Regions from separate parts of the Homo sapiens genome. Here region 1 is linked to region 2. A link is a contact called in ENCODE Hi-C data. All regions are on one chromosome and are shown on one strand. The core of a region is the stretch at or near the end of the contact, and the rest is flanking DNA. Distances in the headings are between cores, read along the strand shown. Region 1 overlaps ATOSA (atos homolog A). Region 2 overlaps MYO5A (myosin VA).

What was found. A loop is a pair of places that touch in the nucleus more often than their neighbours do. Pooled maps may share reads with other maps.
Region 1: a loop to region 2 is called in a map with no recorded cell type, with 5 times the contacts of the local background. The contact joins two enhancer-like sites. A Hi-C loop is called at or near these places in 4 of 37 single-sample maps with no recorded cell type and 4 of 50 pooled maps.

Annotation. Positions count from the first base shown.
Region 1 is chr15:52,656,561-52,662,352 of GRCh38, forward strand. The region is part of intron 2 of ATOSA (atos homolog A); the gene reads right to left. Among named protein-coding and RNA genes, the nearest start is that of ATOSA, 20 kb to the right of the region's middle. RefSeq lists an enhancer at 2,523-2,712. Within about 2 kb of position 3,896, at least 2 of the 41 ENCODE cell types and tissues checked have a DNase peak (open chromatin) inside an H3K27ac peak, as active enhancers do.
Region 2 is chr15:52,459,782-52,466,162 of GRCh38, forward strand. The region is part of intron 1 of MYO5A (myosin VA); the gene reads right to left. Among named protein-coding and RNA genes, the nearest start is that of MYO5A, 66 kb to the right of the region's middle. RefSeq lists enhancers at 1-654, 5,982-6,381. Within about 2 kb of position 4,875, at least 6 of the 41 ENCODE cell types and tissues checked have a DNase peak (open chromatin) inside an H3K27ac peak, as active enhancers do.

The sequences.
Region 1 (5,792 bases), core at 2,646-5,145, 200 kb after region 2:
CTAGATTAGTTCCAGGAGCAGTAGCTTGTTTACCAAATCTAAGATCTTGGAAAGAAGAAAATGTTCTAGCCTGTTTTTGGCATCATTCATACTACATTGTTTAAAATGAGCTAGAATGGGGGTTATTTATAAGCTAAGCTACTGGACAAACACTTCATCTAATAATATCTTGTATACACATAAGTCAGATTTAATAAGAATCAAGATCAGGTATTAAGAATTCACTTTTAATATCCTATATACTTTGTCTTTGTAAATTAGTATCACCACTATTACATAAAATGTGTGCAGAGGTGCATACGGGTTTTTCTTTATCCATACTTCTTTTAAAGATATATTCTGGGATGTTGTTAATCTCCTGCTATTACAAAGAATGCTATGTTTGATTCAATCTGAAATTGAAAACCAATCACACATTTTTTATTATAATAAAATAACATTTTATGAAAAGTTTTTCCATGAAGACAATGGATCCCATATTTACTTGTCCCTTTGACAACTGCAACTTTGTGAAATAATATTTTGTAGATGAAGAAACTGAATCATAGAAATTAAGGTAGCCGTTGGGTTACCCTGTAAGAATCACCAACTCTAGGTTTAATTCCAAGTGCTGTTTTTTTTTCCACAATTACCTATCACTGATACATGTCATTACCTCTGCTAATAGAGACAAACAGTCATACAAATGACTGATTCTGCAGTTTAAATTCTGGAGAATGTTAACAGAAATCTGGTAGAGTGACACAGTTGTATGTGTATTTAGCCAATCTTGTGTAGGTGTAAGGAGACTCAATCATTAAGTCCCCAAAGCTTTAATACTGTTTGCTTTGCATTTAACATTTTTTAAAATTTGCTTATTTGAAACTATTTCACATTGGTTTGCTTCCAAGTGATATGACTAAACTCTTTTGGCTACCTCAAACTCTAGCATGTCTAAAACTGAATTAGTTTTCCTCTGAATAAGAGTCACCATTATTATCAGTGGCATCCTCCCAATTCCCTAAGCTAACAAACTTCGGAGAGAACATACTCATTGACTGTGTGTTTAGTAAGTGCCTGGCACAACCACTTCACTCAGATTATGTCATTCTAATAAAGTTATAAAATGGTGTAAAATACTATTACTATCCCAGTTTTAATCAATAAAATGGAAACTCAGAAAAGTCAGCAACTTTAGCTTACACAGAGAAGGTAACAAAATCAAATCTTGAACACTTTTAGTTCTAAGTGCTAAAACAATCTGTAGAATTAATGTGTGTAAAATTAATATAAAGAGTTGAGACTATAATTTTCTTTTTAAATAAAGTAGAAAAAAGAAAAAATCAGTCATCATTGCTTATAGCAAGATTGGTAAATAACTTGTTTTTGGGCAGGGGTCGATAGGGATGTTGTCATGGGGGAGCAATGTGAAATGTCTAATTGTGGATTGCAGTCAAAAAAATTGTAAAGTCACTGCTCCATCTGACACTGTCTCTCAATTACTACCATCCCCTCCACTGTCTCCAAATAGATATTGGTTTTTACCATATCATATTCAACAAACATGGACTTTGGAAGCACAATAGCTGAAATTAGGTAGAATTTTACTAAATAGAGTTGGAGAAAATAGTCGCTAGAGACGTACAGCCAAAATTCATATACATCACAGGCTGCCACCACTCAATTCTACTGGCCCTCTTTTACTAGAGGTGACACTACTTCTAAAGACACAGATGTTTAGAGATCCCTAAGGATTCACAATGTACAAATCCTATAACTACTGAATATAGCTTTCTGTGTAGAGGGAGATAATAGTTGTCTTTTTCCTTATATAAATGCTAGAGTCAACCTTTCTGTCAAGAGCTCTCCGTTTTCAATGCAATTTCAGTTTATAAAGTACTTATCATTTGAATACCTCAATAGTTTTCACCATTTTAGACCAGCAAGATTTTAACTACAGCACCTAAGAGAGGAAACATCAGTAAGACCTCATAAACTGAGTGCCTCAATTGAAGCTCGCACTTAATGGGAATAAATTTTCATTCTTCATTCACAAAAACAAAACAAACCATCAAACATGCATGCTCCCTTCCCATTCAAACTCAAAATATAGGAGACCACCACAAACAGAAAGGGATAGTGGAGGCCAGGCATGGTGGCTCATGCTTGTAATTCCAGACTTTAGGAGGCTGATACAGGAAGATTGCTTGAGGACATGAGTTTAAGACCAGGCTGAGCAACAGAGTGAGACCTCGTTTCTACAAAAAAAAAAAAAAAAAAAAAAAAAAAGTTAAAAATCAGCTGGGCATGGTGATGCACACCTGTAGTACCAGCTTCTCAGGGACTGAGGCAGAAGGATTGCTTGAGCCTAGGAACTGGAGGTTGCAGTGAGCCACGATTAAGCCACTGTACTCCAGCCTGGGCAACAGGGCAAGAACCTGTCTCAAAAAACAAAAAAAGAAAGGGATAGTAGAGTGTACAATTTCTGTAAGTTTGTACGGGCCATCTGATACTCTCTTACTCCTCTGGGCCAGCTCCCCTACCCCCAACCCCCAGCTCTTCTAAAACATCATAGGGTAACCTCAGCTTCTGATTCACCTGTTGCCCCAGGAAGAAAGGACTTTGTTTTTTGTTTCTTGTTTTTTTCAAACCACAAGTTTCTGAGGGCAGAGGCCATGTTAGTTCTTGCTCATCACAGTACTTCTAGCACATATGTGCCAGGCACATTGAAAGTGCTTGGTTATACTTGTTTCAGTGAACAAGAGAGGGAGAATGGTCCAGATGTCTAAGGTTTTACTATTTCTAACAGTTAAATTCTAAAATGTTGTCATATTTAACCAATATGACTATATAATCACAACTGTTTATTGCAGAAGGAAATATTCATAAGAATTCCTATCACTTTGAAAAAGAACATTTTGTCAAAATATGGGTGTTTGGTAGAAACATTTTAGAAATAGAGCATTTCTAAAACAAAATCCAAGTGTTTTGTACTAAATCAAAACAAGCATCCCATGTTGTCAATCCCTTGATTTCATACAAGGACCCATGTAAATTACAAAATATTAGATGCAATATCCTACAAAACACAGCTGGGGCAAATGAGCTATTTTAATCTATATTTAAGCTATCTAAGTACAGAATGAAATACCAGTTAATGAAAGACAAGACTTGAGTGCACTAGCAGAACAGTAAAATGACTATTAGGGTTATCATAAAATTCATTGCCCACTGAGGTGGGAGGTTTGCTTGAGGCCAGGAGTTCAAGACCATCTTGGCCAACATAGCAAGACCTGTCTCTAAAAAGAAAAAAATATATATTAAAAAAATAAAAAAGTAAAATTCATGATCCAAACAGTGGTAACACACTTAGAGTGAAAGGAGACCATTGTGAAATAGGATTGGACACAGGACAACAGGCATAAACCAGGATCATCCTATGTAGCATTTAACCCAGCCCATCAAAGTAGTTTGAACTTAATGGTACAGTTAGAGATATAAAACAGTTAAATATGTTAAATTTTTTAAGCGTGAATTTTGTATTTCATGAAACTCACTGATATAAGCCCAAAAATAAAATTATGATATCTTAGAACTTACATAGTAGTTGTTGAGCAAGCAACAGGCGCTTAATTTTTTATCAAGCATCTAATAAATACTAATTCTGTGCCAACCTGTGACAGGTATGAGGAAAACAGCTGGGAAGAAGTCAGATGTCATCACCACCCTTGAAGAACAATTATTCTAGTGAAGGAGACAGTATAATATGAAGAAATGAGGGAAGCACAAACTATCATATAGTACCTGGCCTTCTTTCAGTTCCTAAAGCATGCCAGACTCTTTCTAAATTCAGAACCTTTGCACATATACCTTTGGCCTGGGATGTTCTTTCCCCTTACACAGCTGGTGCCTTCTCATCCTCTGCTCATTTTCTCAGGGGCCTTACCTAACCAAAGAGGACTTCTCCTTGCTCTCACTTAGTCACTCTCTTAGCCTTCGTATATTTCCTTCAGCGCACTTGGAATGTGTTTATCTTACGCACTGAAGAAATGCTAATTTATTAACAATAACAACAGGCAAATTTATTGAGTATTTATTCAGAATCAAATACTATTTTCTTTTCTTTTTTGAGACAGAGTTTCGCTTTTTTTGCCTAGGCTGGAGTGCAATGGCTCGATGTTGGCTCACTGCAACATCCGCCTCCCGGGTTCAAGCAATTCTCCTGCCTCAGCCTCCTGAGGAGCTGGGATTACAAGCATGGGCCACCAATCCCAGCTAATTTTTTTATATTTTTAGTAGAGATGGGGTTTCTTCTTGTTGGTAAGGCTGGTCTCAAACTCCCAACCTCAGGTGATCCACCCGCCTTGGTCTCCCAAAGTACCGGGATTACAGGCGTGAGCCACTGTGCCTGGCCTAAATACTATTTTCTAAGCACCTTATATGGATTATCTCATTTCCTCATTACAGTAGCCCTTTAAGTAGGTATTATCACTAGCCTCATTTTTTACACATTGAAACTAAAGAAAAAAATTGTCCTCTATATTTCTAAATAATTAGTTTATACCATTTCCTGATTTAATTTGACAATTATCTCTAATTTCTTATTTCTTTATATCCATCTCTTTCTCAGCTTCCTAGTTTCAAGGATGAAATGTCTTATTTACTTTGAGTCTACTTATTACCATTCGACTTACTTCTAAGAGTATCTATGTATTACTTTGAGAACAATGTCAAAATATAATCACCTAGCCTGTTTCTTTCCAGTTTCCTGATAAAAGCCAGATGATCATTATTTCATTTCTGGTGCCAGAACCTAGAGGCAATTGTGCTCTGCTAGAGGCATGAAGTAATACAAAATACAGAAAATATTCCAGCAACTAGCAGGGAATTTGAGTTTTACTTTTTTAGTTGGACAGGTTGCTTTTCTCTGGGTCTTACATTTTCTCAACTGTAAAAATGAAAGAAACTCACACACTCTAAAGATCTTTCCAACTGTGGTTTCTAGTGACAGAGTGATTTTGTAATTTCAGAATAACAAAATTATTTTCACGCCCTCAGCTTTTTAAAGTGGATTTAATATGTACCACTGTGTAACCTGAATGTTGTTGTTTTGTTGTTGTTAGCAACTTAGAGTACCCTGGTAAATACCTCAATTCTGCACCATAAGCTACAACAAAAGGTACAGGCCATGGTTAGGCTACGACCTCCTGGACCACAGAAGTGTGCCTGCAGAACCAGCATTCAATCAACACAATAATTATTCAAAGGCATAGGTATGTTCTTTACTTCAATTTCTGAATAGTTAGTATGCCAACTTAAGAAGGACACACATGCTTAGATAAACAATATTTAAGAAAGGAGTTATGCCAGCAGAAATCTTACAAGCCAGGCCAAAAAAAAAAAAAAAAAAAAACAGCAAAAAAAAGGAGTAATGAATGATCAAATCTTAGACCCAGAAGGAACCTCCAAAATTATCGAATCTAATCTCTTAACAGATGAGGCAACTGGTAGTCAAAGAGGTTGGTGATTATTCACACAGATAGTGGCAAACCAAGACTAGGAAACTGAGATTGCTTCTTAGTGCTCTACCACAATATACTGAACAAACCTCACTCTTATGACCACCATTTTTTTTTAAAGCTTTAGTGTGAAAGTGTTTATCTGGTTGGAGAGAGAAGAAGATACATCTCTACTCTTAACACAGCTAGGAAAGCTTATTAGTATCATGGGGACTCCCTGCATTCTCAGACCTTACATGAAACTGAAGGGTATGAAAGCCTCTAATCCCATAGAATTCAAACTTCTGCCAGCAA
Region 2 (6,381 bases), core at 3,625-6,124:
GGCCGGGCAGAGGGGCTCCTCACTTCCCAGACGGGGCGGCCGGGCAGAGGGGCCCCCGATCTCCCAGATGGGGTGGCGGCCAGGCAGAGGGGTTCCCCACTTCCCAGACGGGGCGGTTGCCGGGCGGAGGGGCTCCTCACTTCTCAGACGGGGCGGCCGGTCAGAGACGCTCCTCACCTCCCAGACGGGGTGGCGGCGGGGCAGAGACACTCCTCAGTTCCCAGACGGGGTCGCGGCCGGGCAGAGGCACTCTTTATATCTCAGACGGGGCGGCGGGGCAGAGGCGCTCCCCACATCCCAGATGATGGGCGGCCAGGCAGAGACGCTCCTCACCTCCTAGACGGGATGACGGCCGGGAAGAGGCGCTCCTCACTTCCCAGACTGGGCGGCCAGGCAGAGGGGCTCCTCACATCCCAGACGATGGGCGGCCAGGCCGAGACGCTCCTCACTTCCTATACGGGGTGGCGGCCGGGCAGAGGCTGCAATCTTGGCACTTTAGGAGGCCAAGGCAGGCGGCTGGGAGGTGGAGGTTGTAGCGATCCGAGATCACGCCACTGCACTCCAGCCTGGGCAACATTGAGCACTGAGTGAGCGAGACTCCGTCTACAATCCCGGCACCTCGGGAGGCCGAGGCTGGCAGACCACTCGCCGTCAGGAGCTGGAGACCAGCCCGGCCAACACGGCCAAACCCCGTCTCCACCAAAAAATACGAAAACCAGTCAGGTGTGGCGGCGCGCGCCTGCAATCCCAGGCACTCGGCAGGCTGAGGCAGGAGAATCAGGCAGGGAGGCTGCAGTGAGCCCAGATGGCGGCAGTACAGTCCAGCCTCGGCTCGGCATCAGAGGGAGACTGTGCAAAGGGGAGACGAGGACCGTGCGAGGGCGAGGGCGAGGGCGAGGCTCCAGAAATTTTTTGTAGCGTTATAGCTTAAAGAAGTTATCTAAGCTATATAAAGACTTTAATGACATAGTTTCTCCCCCCACCCCAAAACAAAGAAGACAAAAAGAAAACAACTGAAAGGACCAACAATAAAAAAAATCGACTAAGGAAATTCAGTGCAATTTTAAATAAAATAATATCATAAAATATATATGATCATAAAATATATGTGAGTAGAATACATGTGGTCAAAGGAAAGTGCTCACAATATATTTTTAAGTGAAAACAATATGTATTTTTGTTTGTTTTTTGAGACAGAGTCTTGCTGTTGCCCAGGCTGGAGTGCAGGGGCACAATCATGGCTCACTGCAGCCTCAACCTTCCCAGGCTCAGACGATCCTCCCGCCTCAGCCTCCTGAGTAATTGTGACTACAGGCACGTGCCACCATGCCTGTTTAATTTTTGTATTTTTTGCGGAGACTAGGTGTCAACATGTTGCCCAGGATGATCTCCAACTCCTGGGCTCAAGCGATCCTCCTACTTCAGCCTCCCAAAGTGCTGGGATTATAGGTATGAGCCACTGTGTCGGGCCAATAGGTATGTTTTGTAAAAAGGAAAATGATATGACATTTAAAGGGCATACTTAAAATCTTAGCAGTGGTTAATTTTTGTTTTTGCAATTTTTTACAGCAAACATTGCCTGATGTTTTTGCAATTATTAATAAACAATAAATCATCTTAACATTAAAAACAAAAATACTGTAATTTGCTATCAACCATAAGCATGAGTGAAAAACAGAAACCTAGTCACCCAAACTTAAAAACAGGCTAGCTTGCCCAAACAAAACAGCATTTCACAATAGGAAGTTATTTTGAAGGTGATGAACAGAACATGAGTAAGCATGAAGGGGCTCTAGGTTAGTAAAACTTATTCATATTTAAATCTTATATGCTATCTATTCCTCTCCCCATAGCTTAGGTAGACTTGTTCAGCAGAAACCCCATAAAAACTGTGTGATCAGCCAGGTGTGGTCATTCACGCCTGTAATCCCAGCACTTTGGGAGGCTGAGGTGGGCAGATCGCGAGGTGAGGAGTTTGAGACCAGCCTGGCCAACATAGTGAAACCCCGTCTCTACTACAAATACAAAAATTAGCCGGACATGGTGGCATGCGCCTGTAGTCCCAGCTACTCAGGAGGCTGAGGCAGGAGAATTGCTTGAACCTGGAAGGCAGAGGTTGTGGTGAGCTGAGATCGCGCCACTGTACTCTAGCCAGCCTGGGCAACACAGCGAGACTCCATCTCAAAAAAAAAAAAGTTTGGGCCAGGCGCAGTGGCTCATGCCTGTAATCCCAGCACTTTGGGAGGCCGAGGTGGGCGGATCACGAGGTCAGGAGATGGAGACCATCCCAACTAACACACTGAAACCCCGTCTCTACTAAAAAAATACAAAAAAATTAGCCAGGCATGGTGGCAGGCGCCTGTAGTCCCAGCTACTCAGGAGGCTGAGGCAGGAGAATGGCGTGAACCCAGGAGGCAGAGCTTGCAGTGAGCCGAGATTGTGCCACTGCACTCCAGCCTGGGCGACAGAGCGAGACTCTGTCTCAAAAAAAAAAAAAAGGTTTGATCAAAACCCACAATTTCTACTTTGTGGCATTAATATTTTTAAATATATACTACAGGTTAGGCGAATAATACAAGGCTGCAGTGTTCATCTGATATCTTGAAAGCACAACTGTATGCATACTAAGTACCAAAAAGATCACCGAGAGAAATCCTCAAGGAAGAAAAGAACACAGAAGTGGCATTAGACCCAAGCCAGCTGCTGGCCATGCTTGCACCTTGATCATGATAAGACAATTACTAGAGAACGAAGCAGCACAAATAATTAGATATTAAGGTTATCGGCCAGGCACAGTGGCTCACGCCTATAATCCCAGCACTTTCGGAGGCCAAGGTGGGCAGATTGCCTGAGGTCAAGAGTTCCAGACCAGCCTGGCCAACATGGTGAAACCCCATCTCTACTAAAAATACAAAAATTGGCCGGGCACGGTGGCACACACCTGTAGTCCCAGCTACTCTGGAGGCTGAGGCAGGATAATCTCTTGAACCCTGGAGGTGGAGGTTGCTGTGAGCCAAGATTGTGCCACTGCACTCCATCCTGGGCGACAGCGAGAATCCGTCTTGGAAAAAAAAAAAAAAGGTTATGAAATTCTCATTCAGTAATTTCCAAACATCTAGAGAGATCAAGAGTACACTTTGCTTCCCTTAAATCTGACAGCCCTAAGATGTTAAGTGGTATGATTGAACTGATAGAGAAAATCATCCAAATTGGGTGGTCGGGTTCTCAGTATGACTGAGAGAAACTGACAGGACAATGGGAATCATAACAGAAAGATCAAAATTGATTGTCAGTCTATTTTAGGTTGTAAAAATCTCATGAACTAAAGGACATTTTTTCTTGAGTGACAGGTACTCCAACTGTATACGCTGAGAGGGTATTTTGAGAGAAAAATGCAGCATAAGCAAACAAAGACTCTAAAAGAACTTGTGCCTCAGCCTTTTCCCCAGATGTCAAGCCGGCATCCTGGCAGTGACTTGACCACACTTTCTTCATCAAGATGGACTTCTCTAGAAATAAGAATTTCATTCTGTCTGTAAAAACTAAGAAAGGATATTATTTCCTTTACCCCTCTATAGTGGCTTTTCAGTTATATTAAAAAACGTCATCCATGAGTTAAGTATTTCTTAAGACATATAAAACTAAAATGTTTAAATATTATAAAACTTACAACTAAAATTGCTTTCTTTTTTTATTATTATAAAATTTCATTTTCCCTGTACTCATTTTTTCCTCATTTTCTTAGTTATTTAAACTTCTCTTACAGACATTTTCATCAGTATTTTAGTATGCTTTATACAGAAGAGGTTTTCTGTTTTGCTAACTTGTTCTACAGATTTCCTAAAAGCTACTGGAAACATTGTTAATCTGTATCTGAAATAATCAGCTACCAACTGTATCAAAAGCACTTCCTTTTATTTGACCTGTGAATTACTTATCTGAAGCTTCAAAAGATGCCTAAGCTATTTTTGTAGTGAATAAGTCAGCATTGCCCTCTTCAGGTGCCTCATAGTGTTAGAAGCTTCCACCAGATCAAAAGTTCATTCTTCATCTTTCCAGATGGAAGAAGAGCATAAATTTTTTAAACAGTGCCTCACATCCTCTTAATCATTCTAGTTTATTTTTAATTTTTCTGAATCTCAATTCCCTTACTTACAAAATAAACCAATTAGACTGTATATACAATTACATTTGAGAACATGGGCTCTGGAGTTAGACAGATCCAGAAGCTCCAATACTTTCCAACTGTGTGACCTTGAACAATTACCCAACTTTCTTCCTCAGGATTCTCATCCATAAAACTGGTTATTAGTAATACCTGCCTCAGAGAGTTGTGATGCAGATAAATTAGATAAGGCTTAAAACCACTACACAGTTTTGTCGCCAGCCCAACCCCAGGCCAAACCCCGATTCAGGTACCTCATTGTGCTGCATCTGAATTCCTTTACTATACTCTACGATGTACTATGTGATCTGGCCCCTACCCACAGGTTTAACAGCAACTCACTGGGGTCTTCTCCCTTCCCCTGAGCTCTGGCTGTGCCAGCCTTCTGTTGTTCCTAGAACACCCAAACTACAAGTTCAATGCCATTGCTGTACCCACTGCCTAGAACACCTTCCCCTCATTTCCCATCTCTTCTTAGGACTAGTTCCTTCTCACTCTTCTGGTCTCAGTTTATATATGCGTTTTTCTCAGAAAAAGTCCACCCTGACTACTCTATAGATTGTTTTGGTTATGTGGGATTCTTTGTGTCCCTAACTAGCCAGAAAGCCTGTGAGGGCAGGGACAACGAACACCGAAACCTAGAACAATGTTTGGTAACTAGCAGGTACTCAATAAATATGTGTGAAATGAAAGTGCTTAGCATAGTGTTTAGCTGACTGAAAAAATAGGTTAGGAGCAGGATGTGAAAGACCTCATGTGCCATGGTAGGCAGTTTGGCCTATATACTGCATGAGACAGGGATTCATCACAGGCTTTTAAGCAGAGTAATGAATGACCAGATGTTTCCAACACCCTAGTTCTAATCAGCAGTCTTTTAATCATAAACAAAAGCACATCTTGTACAACTCCTGCTTATGATTAGTCGTTTTCCTAGTTATGTATATATGACTGTCACTCACATTTAGCCTGTAGACAGGATTTATCTAATATACACATAATTGCTTCCAAAATGTCATCCATATTAGGCAAATAGAGACTGTATTGGCCACACTGGGAGTCAGCTTTACCTAAGGGCAGGGGCAAGGAGGGACATTTCACTGGTATTACCTCATTAATGATGAGCACTAGAAGGGAGATTCTTGACCTGGAAACAGCAGCCTTGGTAGTAAGGTCAGGGCAAGATTATTACGGAATTCTATAATGAGCTGGCTTTGAGAGGGCAAATGAGTAGGCCATCTTGCTGCTGGCTGAGACACCTTAAGCAAAAAAGCCCTGTTGGCCTGCATCTTTAAGTGGAAGTGTTAAACTTTGGGCTGCATGATGCTTTCTTATTAACTCCTCCCATGATCCCCTATCCTTGCCCCTTTTATTAAGTGTCCTTTTAGCTTAATTTTAGCCGAGAAAAGCAGCTATGAAAGTTGATCTAGGTTTTATAATTTTGAAAGAATGGTTGGTATAAAATATTTTTCAGAAAAATAAAAAACTTCTGGGTGCCAAAATACATCATAAACAAACCCAAAATACAGGGTGACCAAAAATATATTTGTAAAAAAGCAAAGTCCCTTAATGTATAAAGAACTTTTGCCTGTAGTCCCAGCTACTTGGGAGGCTAGGGCAGGAGGATTGCTTGAATTCAGGAATTCGAAAGTATAGTGCGCTATGATCATGCCACTGCACTCCAGCCTGAGCAACAGAGCAAGACCCTGTCTCTAGAAAATAAATAGAATAAATTTAAAAAGACTTTTAAAAAGAACTCTTACAAATCATTAAGAAAAAGATACATCTTGAGATTTTTTTCGCCCAAGATGGCTGACTAGAGGCTTTTCTAGCACACTTCATAAACTCAGAAGAACCAAAATAGTGTGTAGACAATCATACTTTGAACATATTATCCATGATAATATGTTTGACATGAAAAGCAATGAGTCCAACAGAAAAGCAAAAAGAAACTCCAAAATCTGAGAAGAAGGAAGGTAGGTAGCCCGTATGGCCAGGACCGGCCAAAAACCAGGAGTGAATCCCCAATATGGAAAAGGGTACATATCTCTCTGTGGTCCACTTTCCCACTAGGGAATCGAGCAATCCAGACCACAGGAAAGTACCTTGCCCCTTCTAAGCCCTAGATCTAACATGCGGAGCAGCCAGGAGACTGTGAGAAGGAACTGCTTGAGGAAGTATCCCAGGCATTCCTTCAGACTGGACACCTACAGCAGGAC